2 separate regions of the Homo sapiens genome follow, and region 2 is linked to region 1. A link is a contact called in ENCODE Hi-C data. All regions are on one chromosome and are shown on one strand. The core of a region is the stretch at or near the end of the contact, and the rest is flanking DNA. Distances in the headings are between cores, read along the strand shown.

The links. Hi-C counts contacts between places; a loop is a spot of excess contacts on that map. Pooled maps may share reads with other maps.
Region 2: a loop to region 1 is called in a map of mammary epithelial cell, with 8 times the contacts of the local background. The contact joins the promoter of ARGLU1-DT here to the enhancer-like site in region 1. A Hi-C loop is called at or near these places in 2 of 168 maps with a recorded cell type or tissue (IMR-90 and mammary epithelial cell) and 17 of 50 pooled maps.

What each region holds. Positions count from the first base shown.
Region 1 is chr13:104,567,912-104,575,217 of GRCh38, forward strand. No RefSeq gene overlaps it. Among named protein-coding and RNA genes, the nearest start is that of DAOA, 890 kb to the right of the region's middle. Within about 2 kb of position 3,765, at least 3 of the 41 ENCODE cell types and tissues checked have a DNase peak (open chromatin) inside an H3K27ac peak, as active enhancers do.
Region 2 is chr13:106,614,308-106,621,613 of GRCh38, forward strand. ARGLU1-DT (ARGLU1 divergent transcript) reads left to right here and starts at 3,503. Exons shown (of 4, transcript NR_051977.1): 1 at 3,503-3,726.

The sequences.
Region 1 (7,306 bases), core at 2,515-5,014:
AGACTGGCTCTTGTGAAAATTATGGAAGCATGGACAGAAGCGGAGCAGGAGGGAGGGGCCTTTTGCCATGGGGAGTAAGTAAGAGAAATCTTTTTACTTTATTTTTTGCAACAACTCTAGAGATACTTTCACAAAGCTTTGCCTACATTTTCCCAGTTATTTTATTGTATGTCCTTGAGATTTTATCCATCACGATTCATCTAGAGCATGAAACTTTGAGATCTCTTGTGAGTTTTTCTTCCTATCCTACTTTAATGAGATCATTACAGTTGGACAGAAGAGGTGGAATATAGGTGGGTAGTTGTGTGATTAGGTGTACGCATCTGAGTGTATATTCTCTATGTTACTGTGAAAAAGAGACTCTACTTTTAAGGTGAACATTGGCGAGAAACTAGTTAAATTTTATTTGCAGTTAAAAGTAAGTTTATATTGGATAATGCTATTGCATTTCCCACAAAAATTAAAAGCATCAAAATGATACATCAACATCAATTTAAAGCAGGCCACGTGTCTAACTGTACAAGCCTGTTAAACTCTCAAACCTGCACCAACGTGTTATGTAGAGTTCCCTGGGCTTTTGATTTCTCGTCTTTGAAATGAGGAGGTTGGGACACATAATTTCTTAAATACCTTTTCATTTTTATTGATGTGTCTGATTATGTATAAAAAGTACTTACAGGGAAAATAATCAGTTTGATCTCCCTTGTAAAACAGGAATATGTTTTATAGAATCTTTCCCCATCTGAGAGAAGAGCAAACCATTTCCCATCAAGTCAATGTATAGGATTGTGTGTGTGTGTTGTGTGTTGCGTGTTTTGGGGTAGGTAGGGATGCCCTTTTATAGTTAATATAATAATAAATTGATTCTGTTTTAATTTGAAATATCTACAGTGTCTAAATTACCAAATCCTTAATTATCCAGTTACCAGCAATGACTTCCAAGTCCCATGGATTTAGATACATTTGAAATAAACCACCAGCTACCTCAAATCTTGGAAAAAAGCCCATTGCCCAGCTCAAAAATTACAAAACTTCCCAAATGTTTATATATGCAAGGTCACGTCTGTCTCAAAGTTTATCTTCAGCTGTTTTCTTCTGTTGCACCTTCCCTAGCACAGAACTCAAATTTACAGCTCAAAGACAGGAGAGGGAAATCTTTTAAAATTTATTTAAAAATGGAATACCCTCTCTATTATCAATTGGTTGCATACAGTATCCTATGCAAGTTCTCAAAAGCTAATCAGCTAGTCCTCTACAGAGATACTATTTCTGGCCACTTGACTGTAAGTTCCAGTTTCCTCCAAGATTGCCTCCTCCTTTTTCCCCACTTCTCTCTTTAGCATCCCCTCAGTCCCGTTTACACCTGCTAACTCTGTCGTCTCCCTTAAGCCCTTAGGTTTAGAATCACTCTTTTCAAATTCTAAGTGGCAGGAAATTCATTTTCCTAAACAAAGATGGCTTCTTCCTAACTGTAATGTGGGTAGGACTATTAAAATCATGTATGCACAAATCTGTGTGACTGCATGGCTCTCTGTGTGTACCCCAATTGATATTCACTCTTTAGGAAATGTTCCAATCTTTAAACAGGCCCCCATAACTCTGGCTCTCATGACACCTCATGATGAGCAGTTTTGTTGAATTCGCTGTCATGCCCCATGGACCCACTACCATGTAGGTGAAAGAGAGCACTGACTCTGGCAAAGCCAGCCTGTACCAGGACATGCTTCCCCATATTTGCAGCTTGGGTTCTGTGTTTCACCTGGCAGGAGGAAGACCTTGTGGACAGCTGTGCTGCAGCTAACCCACTGGCAGCAGCCTTTTGGGGGAAAAGTGCTGGAACCTTTGCAGGGTTGCCTTGTGCCTTCTTCTTGATGTTTCTGGGAATATGCAAAACTTCAAAGAATAAGCAACAATCACTTGTGTCCCTGTGATTCCTGATAGGTCATGCATGCAATCTTGTGGCAGCTTTTCAAGAGCAGCCTTGTCAGTTGTGTGTGGGTGCATGAAGCAGGCATGTGCAGACCATTTATCACATGATGTTTGCACTAATTAATGAACAAATGAGTAAAGTTTAAAAGAGGGATGGGGCCGGGCGCGGTGGCTCACGCCTGTAATCCCAGCACTTTGGGAGGCTGAGGCGGGCGGATCACGAGTTCAGGAGATCGAGACCATCCTGGCTAACACGTTGAAACCCTGTCTCTACTAAAAATACAAAACAAATTAGCCGGGCGTGGTGGCGGGCGCCTGTAGTCCCAGCTACTCGGGAGGCTGAGGCAGGAGAATGGTGTGAACCTGGGAGGTGGAGCTTGCAGTGAGCCGAGATCGCGCCACTGCACTCCAGGCTGGGTGACACAGCAAGACTCTGTCTCACAAAAAAAAAAAAAAAATGAGGGGTGGGCAGCAAGCTCAACTGGTGCTTTAAAAACACGACACAGTACTTGAGAGTATGTTTTGAAAACTAAACTAAACTTTGTATTTTCTAATTAACTATTCTCAACAGATCTCTCCTGACCATGCCGTTCATTGCCCTTGCTGTCTTCCTGATTTTCCTTTTTGGGTCTGAGTAATTTAAAGAGACTGACTTTGTGATTATAAAAAAGAGGTACAACATGAGATCTCCAATTACTGCAGACCACTGTGAGCTGGCGCAGTTAATCTTAACACCATACCTTAAATTAATTTAATTAAGTCATTACTTATGCTGTGTAGTCATAACTCATAGACTCTAGAAATAACAGCAAAATTAGGTTGTATACTTAATAAATTTCACTGTAGGTGGCATCACAGGCTGACAAGATCTGACTTAAAGAGAAGGATTCAAGATATCCAGTTGTTTTATAAATCCCAGGAGGTTTACATAACCCAGATCATAAGAAAATCTAAGCGAAGTTCTATGTTGAGGTCTGATTGGAAAAAGACATAAGCTCTGGATTTAAAAGTAAGTTGAGTATATATGGATTTTTATCTTGGGTCTAATTATTAGGTTATTACAAAAGTAATTATGTTTTTTGGCATTATTTTCAAATGGCAAAAACCGCAGTTACTTTTGCAACAGCCTAATATTTAATAGCCTTGCTTCTTTCTTGGAAACTGTTCTTGTTACTTTGAGTCTCTACCAGTCCCATCTTTTCTTGTTCACGATGTAATGTCTGTTTGGACAGATGTATCAAAGTACCTTAATCTAAGACACCAAATAGGAGAAAAACCTACACTTTTCTCCCATATAAATCCAGCATTATTCTCTTCTATTACATTTTTCACATAGACTGTAAATTAAAAAAAAAAAAAAACACACACACACACATTCTTGGTAATTGTCATGAAAATGGTATCTGCTGAAATATTTATGGAAACATCTGCGGTAGGTGAAGAGTCCCACAGCAGAGGAGCTATTTGTGCTTGTCTTAGTGACACGGGCTGGTTCTTCAGGTGACTCAGAACGTGTGTTCAAATTTGGTATTTGACAATTATCTCGGACACATGCAGAGAACCTCTCTTCCTCAAAAGCAGTTTAGAGAAGCTTAAACTTGGAAAAGTTGTACTTTCTCTGGTTAAACATAAGACTGGTAATAAAGGCAGCAATCTTTGTTCTAAGGTGAGGGAACTTGAGGCTTTGGAGCAGTAGCTTTGGAATTCCTAAAAGTTTAACAGCATTGAAGCTACTTGAAAATGGTGCATCGGGAGCCCATCCAGACTTGTAACTAATAACAGTCCTGGCAGGACACCACGCACCTCCTGCTTAGCGTCAGCTGTGACTAATACCCACAGCCACCTAGGGGAACAATGGCATTTTATTTGCTACATCACATGGCGAAAGAGCAACATTAGCCCACATCTCGTCTGTGACTCGGAGATCCAGTCTCCAAGCACTGACTGGTAGGGAAAGGCATTTCGTGTGGACAGTAAAATTCCCTCCACCACCAGTGGGAGCTCTTTACTTAACTGTTGTTCAGAGCAAGTCCGTAGGAGAATGAAATTCCAGTTCCACAGCCCTCACTGAAGCAAAGGGGTCGGCCTCTGTGGAACTCACAGAAGTTTGTGTGTTTGTGTATGTGAGTGCAGGTGTGTGCCTGTGTATTATGTTTGTTTTATGTCATTTTAGATGTGTTAAAAAAATAACAGAACAGAAATGGAGAAAGGAATGCTATTGTCAAAAAAGGAAAGAGGGGAAAGAAGTTACATTACGAAGCTAGCTTAGTAACCCCCAAACTTCCCACACAATTGTTCAAACTTAGTCCTTGCAGGTCAGTGCCCTATAGGGCTTCAAAGCTTTTCTGCTGTTTGAGGCCTCTCCCCCAGCACCTGCCTCTCACACACACCCCTGTTGTGGTCTTTTTCCCCCAAACTCATATATTTTGTTCTGTTCTAGTCCAAGTAGTTTAAAAAAAGCTTCCCTATTGAAACCACACACAAATACCGGAATCCAAGTATTTTTGAAGAGCTTTCTTTTGTTGTTATTTTTTTGTTCCTTTTTACTTAAGAGAACAAGAAATTAGAGGATTGCCAAAAATAGAAATGGAGAAAAACGAAGATGAATGTAACAATGAATACGTGAGATATTTTAAATGTCTAAACTGGTACAATTCAAATTATAAATGACATTATGGTCTGTGTTGCATTTGGCAGGAGTTGTTGCATGGAGATTGTATGGCAGGAGCCCATTTTCCTTCCCTGAAGCCAAGCTGGGTGTGTGGAGGGTGTCAATCGAATTAGGAGAGATTGTGTTGCTTTTGGTGGGGGTGTAGGTGGGGCAATTTGTGAGTCCTCAAGCCTGCCTTCTATGCCTCACTCACTAACTAGAAAGGTTATTCAGTGCAAGAACCATGATTAACAAGCAGCTGTCAGCTGAGTGTGATGGCTCACGCCTGTAATCCCAGCGTTTTGGGAGACTGACAAAGGAGGATGACTTGAGGCCAGGAGTTCTAGGCTGCAGTGAGCTATGATGGCGTCACTGCACTCCAGCCTGGGCAACAGAGCTAGACCCTGTCTCAAATGAACACATAAACTAACAAGCAACTGTCAAAAAGCATCCTCAAAAGTGGGAGTGCACAAGGCCACTGGCCAATAAGGCTAATAAAATGAGCCCAGTCTTCCCCCCGAACACAGTGGATTTCCATCTATGCGATAACGTCGTCGGAGCATTGTCCCTGCATGAACTTGACCTTGTCTTCTGATTCTACTTCTCAGATTCAGCAAGAGAAAAGAAGGGCCTGTAAAGGAAAGAGAAAGAGAGAGGCTGTCAAAGGTGCGTAGCTGCCATCTTGCTTCAGTGAGTGAGGCCGTGGCACCTCCAAATGTCCCCTCAGGAAAAAAATTCTGAAAAAGCCACGAGGAAATATTAGAAAAGCAATGAGCATTGGGATTTTGACATGGCTTTGGGATGCAATATAGCTAGTAGTTCATTGAATCGCAGACAGTATTGTGGAGGGGCAATAGAAAACGCAAACGTTGATGAGAGCAGGTGTTCTCTAAGCTCTTGTTGTCTTAACCAGGATTTAGATGATGCTCAGAGAAAGGTGAGAGCTCTGGGAATTTGGAAGTTGAGCCTAGAGAAAATTGAACTGGAGCAATAAAATCTAGAATCTACATAGATTTATTTAAATTTATATTCATGTACTAATAAATATTAAGGACATGCTTTATTATAAGACTTTTTATTGATTTTTTTGCAGATGCTGTTTATGTCCTTTTTTTCAAAAACAAAAAGAACTTTAAAAAATATCATCAAAATTATGTATATTTTTTCAGGATTAGAAGAGAGAGAATGTGATGTTTTATTTAAACTGGAAGTTAAAGCAAAATCGCAGGGAGAGACAATTACAAGATAAGTAGGTAAGGTAACTATTGCCCATAGGAAGCTCTAACCTTCTGTTGTAGGCAAAATTCTAGGAAGTTTCCAAGATTTTAGTCCTGTGGTTATTCAATTAAACACTAATCTAGGTGCTGCTGTGATGGGATTTGCAGATGTAATTAAGGTCCCAGATGAGTTAACTACAACATATGGAGAATACCTGAGCGAGCATAGCTTAATCAGGTGAGTCCATAGAATGCACAGTTTGCTCAGGCTGGGTGCAGAGGTCAGAGAGATTCAAAGTGTGGGAGAGAGTTGATGTGAGGGACCCATCTGCTGTCATGGCCTGAGAGCCCCATGGGATGGAGAGTGAGGGAGGTATCTGGGAATTGAGGGCAGATCCTGGCTGGCAGTAGAAAGGGAACAGGGACCTTAGTCCTAGTGTTTCAGGGAACTGGGTTCTGCTGGTAACTAGAATGAACTTGGTAGAACCCTCGGAACTCCTGGAGAGCACAGCTGACCCCTTGAGTTCAGCCTCACGAGGCCCGCAGCAGAGAATGGTGGGACCCTCTGAGACTTCTGACCCACAGAACTGCGAGATGATAAATAAGTGTGGTTTCATATGGTCTGGATCTGTGTTCCCACCCAAATCTCATGCTCAATCGTAATTCCCAATGTTGGAGGTGGGGCCACGTGGGGAGAGATTGGATCATGGGGGCGATTTCTCCTGCATGGTTTAATACCACCCCTCTTGGTACTGTCCTTGTGAGTGAGTTTCTCATGAGTTCTGGTTGTTTAAGTGGGTGGCACCTCCTCGCTCTCTCTCTCGCTCCTGCTCGCACCATGGGAGATGGCTCACACCCTCTCTGCTTTCCACCAAGATTGGAAGCTCCCAGAGGCCTCCCCAGAAGCAGAAGCCACTATGCTTCCTGTACAGCCTGGGGAACCACGAGTCAGTTTTATTTGTGTTTTATTAAGTTCCTTTTTGATTATTTATTTTAATTTATGAAGGGAAAGCTAAATTCTTGTAATAGATCACCACTATATACTTAAAATTATTCCAAGTTCCGAATAGTGGAACTATGGAACACAAACTGCTAGAAAATTGGAAATTCCCTTCGGTGTTCATGTGCGTGTTTGTGTGTGTGTGTGTGTGTGTGTGTGTGTGTGTGTGTGTAAGTGACCCCCCCTTTTAATTTGCAGACATTTCTACTTTGAGTTGAGTAGTAGAAAGAAGTAGAGACATGTTAAATGTCAGATGATTAAAAAGTTATTCTGTCATGATTTCTATTTAACTTTGGGAATCAGTGAAGAAATTGTTAGAGCAATAACTATACAATGCCTTCTAAAGAAAATTGAATAATATCTGCCCCACCCCTTTCAAGTAAATAAATAATCTCATTATTACAGTAATGAAAACAAGTTAGGGAATTTCCCAAGAACGTAGGGAGCCAAACTTTATCCTAGTATCTGCCTGATAGAATCAACAGGTCCATATTTGCCAAATGTAGCAAG
Region 2 (7,306 bases), core at 2,253-4,752, 2.0 Mb after region 1:
AGCAAGAGATCATATGAGCACTCAGTGAAACGGCTGCTCCTACAAGCCAAGAAAAGAGGTCTTAGAATAAAACCTAATTTACTGGCACCTTGATCTTGGACTTCCAGCCTCAACAACTGTGGGAAATACATTTCTTTTGTTTAAGTCACCCAGTCTGTGATTTTTTTTAATAGCAATTTGAGCAGACTAAGACAATAGGTTACAGACTCAGGCCATTAAAGTGACAAAAATGAGGAAGTATGGTAATCTTATAAATAAGGGCAACCTTATTATTTGTAAATATAGATAAAAAGAATTTTTTGTTATGATGTGGGTCAGAGTGGTATGGAGTGTCATAGAAAACACATTTCTTTGCAACTCTACCAGGTTGTAGACCATCCATACATTCAGTCCTAATTTTGGACGAGATTTACAAAAGTTGTGTAGGACAAAGGGTTATTTCACCTTTGCACATTGGCATGATATCTGGCATCTCTGGCTCCTCACTACTCAATTCCAGTCATTCCCCTTTAATGATTTGACAATCAGAAATAATCCCATAAATTTTCAAAACTCCCTTCTGAGTGGTGACACCCCTATTGAAAATCATTCCTCTATTATTTCTTTAAAATTCATCATCAACTGCTGTCAACTCTACTGTCAAAACAAGTCCTGCCATTCATACATGATTAGTTCATGACCGTGAGCAAGAATCTGCCCTCAGTTCAGTGAGGGAGCATGAGATCTAGTCCTAAATCAGTCAGTGCACTGTATTCATCTGGTGACAATAGCTAGACATGACCCAATCAGAGCCAATGACACATAATGGAGCTTTTGATTAATAGCTTGGGAGACTCTGGTCCTCCCAGCCACCTCGAATGACAGAGGCTGTAGGTATGGAGCTGCTTAACCATCTGGCGTGTTGCAGAGCCTCCAGTAAAAACCAATCCAGTGGAATGTATAGTTGGGTTTCGGTTCTCTTTGTGTGATACTTTCCCTGCATTAAGTCATGCAAGATTTGAAGAGGAGGAAACTATATTCCTGCTTTATAGTCAGATTGGGGGACACCTAACAGCATGGTGCAGGAAGAGCTTGTATATGGAATCTGTGACCCTAGTACTTCCATATAATATTTTCTGCACTTTATCAATCACTGAACCAGTTATATGCTCCAAAGGTTACATCTTGTACCCTGAAGGGAGGAAAGAAGAAGAAGCAAATTTACACACAGGTACACAAAATACCTACCCAGTTCTAATTATTTTGTTTATTGTCTGTCTCTCTTCACTTGAACATAATCTTCATAAGGCCAAAATTTTCTACCTGTTTCGTTTATTGCTATACTCCTGGTGCTGAAGATGGTGGGATGAGGGAAAGGTAAGCCTTGGCTTCCTGGTTTTCTATTTGCCATCTAAACAGTATTTATCAATATCCACTTCCTTTCTGCTTTTTAACTTTTTATTATGAAAAATTTCCAATATATACAAGGTAGAGAAAATATAAGTGAAATTCCTTGTACCCGTTACTCAACTTCATAATTATCATGGCCAATTCATTTTCACTTATATTCACCACAACTCTCCCTCTTTGCTTCTCTAACTAGATTATATTAAAGCAAATCTCAAAAAGCTTCTACACACTTCTTTTAAAAAAATTTTTATGGGTACATAGTAGGTATATATATTTATGGGGTACATGAGATAGTTTGATACAGACATGCAATATGAAATAATCACATCATGAAAAGTAGGGTATCCATATCCTCAAGCATTTATCCTTTGTGTTACAAACAACCCAATTATACCATTGTAGTTATTTTTAAATGTATTTGTACATTTTAAATGTATTTTAAATGTGGTTGTATTAATTTACTTTCCCACCAAGTGTATGAGAGGGTCCCCTTTTCTCTACATCCTCTCCAGCATTTGTTATTGCCAATTTTTTGGATAAAAACCATTTTAACCAGGGTGGAATTATATCTCATTGTAGTTTTGACTTGCATTTCAGTCAAATGGACCATTGGAACCCAGATCAGGGCTGAAACTCCATTTATTTCCTGGCCCACAAGCACCCTACTCCAATAGAGGGCCCTAAGGAATCCCGAGTTCTCTGGGTGTGAATGTCAGCTCAGGCCCTGTGTCCAGCATTTCTCAAAATGTTTGCATATTCTGCTTTTCCACTGTATAGTTGTTTAAACAAGTGACCACAGGCACATTTGGCAAAGAACCATTGGAACCATAACTGTGTTCCCTTGCCATGGGTGCTCCTGAGAACCTGACCTCCCTTTGAATTAGTGGATTCTGGGTCAGATAAACTGACTCAAGGATTAAGATCTGTTTTATTTCTTCTTCCATCATCTATCACACACTTGTGGCATTTCATCTTTACTTAATGTGGGCTGTAATTTTCTCCAAAGTTCCAGGAGTCATCCTAGCAGTGTGATGAAAACATCTCCCAGAGTCCTTGCCAGGGTGGCAAATCATCTATTACAGTAGACTGTGCCCATATAAATAAACTCATCATTTTCCAACTTCATGCTTCCCCTGCTTTGATTCATCCCCCTCATTCAGTCCCATGAAGAGTCTCTGGCTTTGGCCATTGCACGTTGGCCTGCCGCCTTTAGGCACATGGTTCCTTCCTTTGCTCAGCAGGCTCTGCATTTCCCCTCCACATGCTGTCTCACTTGACTCTAGTGATGGGTCTGGTCAAGGCAGGAGGTGGGGGTGGGTCCTGAGGAGCACTGTGTTGTCTTGCAATGCAGAGATTCCTATACCATGTTCAAGCAAGGGCAGAGCACAGCCTCTCACAGGGAGGTCAGGGCCACCTCTGTAGGCCCGGAGGGCTCTGAATGGAGTGTTGAGGTTTTGTTTTGTTTTGAGATAGAGTCTCACTCTGTCACCCAGGCAGGAGTGCAGTGGTGTGATCTTGGCTCACTGCAACCTCCACCTCCCAGGTTCAAGCGATTCTCCTCAGCCTCAGCCTCCTGAGTAGCTGGAACTACAGCCACACACTGCCACGCTTAGCTAATTTTTTGTATTTTTAGTAGAGGCCAGGTTTCACATGTTGGCCAGGCTGGTCTCGAACTCCTGACCTCAGGTGATCTGCCTGCCTGGGCCTTCCAAAGTGCTGGGATTACAGGAGTGAGCCACTGTGCCCAACCTCAAGAGTTGAGGTTTTGAGAGCATTAATTCTGTTGTCTCTCTCATCCCTAATAGGCCCCTGACATTGTCATAGCCATAACCAGACTAACCAGAGCTAAGAATTCAAATTTTTTTGAAGTGCTGCTATTCTTATAATTAATTCCTGGGCCTTATCCTTAGATTTTTCAGTCCTCCTGCTACAGGAGATGAGTCTCTTCCGATGCCTCCAGTGAGGCTTTCTCCCTTTCACACTTTCCTTTCAATGATGATTCACAGCCCTGAGCCTCACTTTGTCTTTCTCTAATGCCTCCAGTGACTCAGCCAGAGCCATTAGAGTCCATTGTTCTCAGGACTGGTAATTTCTCTAACTCCCAAAAGCCTGGGAGATTGCCATCTACCAGGGTATTCTCTCCCACCTCTTTCCCACCCCAGGTCATCACCAGTGAAAGTTCTGACACTTGCACTTCTCCGGCAAGCCAGGGCCGGGGCTTCACTGCCAGCCAGCAGGAGGATGAGCCAGCTCTGCAGTTCCACTTCAGAGTCCATCTTCTTGGATCACTCTTGGCACCAACTGTATTGAGTTGAGTTCTGGGAAATAGACTTGCAGGTAAAAATTTCCATGAGAAGTTTTTTGGGGAGTGATCTTAGTGCTTATACCTATAAAGGAGTAAACGCGGTAACACTGGGCAGAAGGAGATGTTGAGCTTTGTTGCAGTTGCAGCAGAGGAATCGGTCAATCTTGCATGGAGTCTGACCTGGGAGGGCCTCCCAGAGCTGTATCACCATGAGGCAAGGGGCCAGGCCTCTGCATCCCACCTTTGTGCACCAGTCATTGGATGCAGCTGCCCCTGGGATGGTGCTATGAACTTGGGCAGGGTGGCTGTCTTCAGCTGGGAGCCGTTTCCAGGAAGGGACCCAGTGGGGAGCCCTGACAACCACCCCCCAACCCACCAACACTCTCAGCTGTGGAGAGGATGACAGCGTCTGCCTGGGCATCACAGCAGCCACAACCGCCCCTTTTTCACTCCTTTTAATCTGTCTGCCCCCTTTTATACATTTATTCTTCCAAGGTTTCTATTCTCAGGCTTTTTCTTCTTGGGTCTGCCTTTCTTTGGGGGGATGGGGCTGCGGGGAGTGTTGCATCTACTTCCTACTACAGATGCTGTGCCCTGTCCTCGGATCTCCATGATTCCCACCCACTGGTTTATCCTTCTGTTTGTACCAGTCCTCTTTGGACTTCCCACCTGTTTGCATCACCTCCCCAACTTCCCGATTCGACCCCCAAGTCCTATATCTGTACGATACCTGTGCATGCCTTGTATGGAAGTCCCCATGGCTCGTACGTTGTGGATCCAGGCTTCTGTACTTCAGTTCCCAGCACCAATATCACAACCTGTTTGGAAGTGGACATGCGTTAAATTCGTGCATGTTCCCTACTTTTTGCCTTGGTGTCTAATTCTGCTCTCTCTTTCCACCCCGCCCCCCTACCTCAGTCCATTATCCACAGCTCTTACAAAGCTACCAGAGGAAGCTTTCTAAAATATGAATCTTTATTCATCGAAAAATATTTATGGAACGTTTGCAGTGTCCCACCTAGGTTATTTTCTAGGCATCTGTGATGAACAATACAGTCAAAGTTCCTGCTCTCACAGAACTTACATTTTAGCCGGAAGACAGGCATTTAAAACAAGCGAATGAATGGATAGATGCTATGCTAGGAATTAGAATGGTAAGATAGCATGAAGACATGGCTGTTTTATAATAATATCAGTTGCCTGATTAAAAATTGTCAGAGGTTTCCCATTGTCTTCAGGGGAGAGTTCAGACTCGCTTGGCACAAAAGACTCCCATGGAGAAAAGTTCTGGGCCCCTGGTGTGGATCAGATGGCCCCTTGAACTTGGTAATTTGGGTGGCTGACTCTTCCAGGAGGCCAGTCCTTCTGCCCCAGTGGCCTTCCTCCTGGTCTCCTTCCTTCCTCCTCCCGGGATCCCTTCCCACTGGAATAATGTTGCTTTTAACCAAAGTGACAAAAGCCCAGCTGGCCTCAGCAGGTTTATTCTTGTCAGTGTCTCAAACCAGACAATGAACAATCCATTTCAACAGGGACTTTTGCCACTATTTCTGGGAAACGTGGACTGTGACATGACTTTTGGAAGAAGATATATTGTTTTTAAGCATGGAGGTGCAATGCTGATTTCTACTGAGGCTGGGCGCTGCGGCTTGATTTGCACCCACACAACACTCCCTCTTCCTAGCCCAGTATCCCCTCCCCCCCGCCATTTTATCTCACTGAGATTATAGGAGATTTTAAGCAAGAAAACAAAATGAAACCAAGCACTTTATCAGTAGGTTACAGGTCAAAGGCGATAAGTCCTCAAAAATCCCAGTTCTCAACAGGAACCTGGGACTTTTCACTGCACTCACTGCAGAGGTGAGGAGATGACAGAGGAAGCAGAAGGTCCCTTGCCCTTGGCAGGCTCCCACCAAGCTGCCATTACTTATGGGGCCATCTAATGAGGGATCTGAAGAAATTGATGACGGACCCCTAAACATCCCTGAGTCCAGCAAATCTCCTCCCCCTTCCTTCCCGCATTGCCGCTCCTCTTCTTTTTCCCTTTATTTGGCGTTATGTTCATTGCCTTTCCCCCACTTCTCTCTCTTCCTTGGACTCCTGCAGCCCGGGTCACTAACTTAGCTTTCACCCCCCCTAGTGGTAAGTAAGGCAAATCACCCATTTGCTTGTTGGTTCCAAGAGCTACAGCTACACGCGCTCTCATAGGGGCTGAACAGATATAAAATGAGAGAAGACATCTACTTATTATTTGAAGGAGGTTAAACTTTTATTTTAACCACAACAGATAGTCCCCAATCTTGAGATACTTATTCTTTATTATTTGATTATTACATACATAAGAAATTACAACTATAGTGTATCAATAGAATTTCATAATGTGTACAGTCAAGCCTTTTAGGTATTTTCTATTATTATACATAAAAATATAGTTAATGAAAAATAAAATCATTTCTCATTATACCTGAGGTGTGATGTAAATGAAGTTGATACTGTAAGATTGATATTAGTCACGGTGATTGCCCTTTTGAGTGAAATCAACATGCTGTACTAAAAAAAATATAGTACAATATTAGGGTTTAGCTTGTATTTCTGAGACTGGAAACGGTCTTAAGAGGGATGAGGTGAGCTGCTGTGATATGCAGAGGCCTGGGAAGACCTTTCTGCTGCTAAAAATTTTGCCCTGACTCATGTGGCCTTGGGCTAAAATCAAATGTTCACATTGATAGGAAGGCATCATAAAAATAAACGAATTGTCAGCTCTTTCTCCTTTCCACTGTTAAACCTCTGCAAGTTTAACTCTGAGCTGCTGGAAGGAGGGTGAGAGGTAGTTTTGTAAGGAACTGGGTGGATTTTCATAATACTGGGATGTTAAAGAGCAGAATGAGAAGTGTGACAGAGAGCACGGAGCACTTCAGGAGGTGGAAATGGTGTGTGATACTGTAACTCCAGCTCTTGTTGGACACAGCTTTTTAAAATTTGTATTTCATGAGTCCTAGGAAAATTCTTCTTCCCCAAATGGCAGTAGTACAGATCTGGGGCTGAAAGAAAGGCCTTCATTCTTTTTTTTTTTTTTTTTAATATGTAAAATGTTAACTCATTAAATCCTCCCTATGACATTATGAGGTAGGTGCTATTGTAACATTCACTGTGCTGATAAACTGAGACAGAAGAGAAGTTAGGTAACTTGCTCAAAGTCACTTAACAAGTAAGCAAGGGGTGCGGCTTCCACCCTAGCAATCTGGCCCCAACATGCGTGCATTTGCTTATTCTCCAGGGCTGCTCTTCTAGCTGGAGGATCTGGAGCTGGAGGTCAGAACCCGCAGCTTTCTGGCCGAAGGACATTAAGCCAGACAACTCAAACGTGTTGTATTGCTCATACTTTGGGTTTACCATGATCATGTAGGCAACACTGATTGATGATCAGTGCAACTAGGTCTGAAACAGGATATTCTTGTACTGAAGCTTAGTTTTATGCAGAATTACATCTTATCCTTCAGATTCTAAGCTTATTTCTGCACTGATAAGTTGGCATCTCGGTGGCCTCAGTTTCTGTGGGTTTTTACCCGGTTGAGATGAGAATATTCCTTGCTCCCCTAATGGATTTCCATTTAA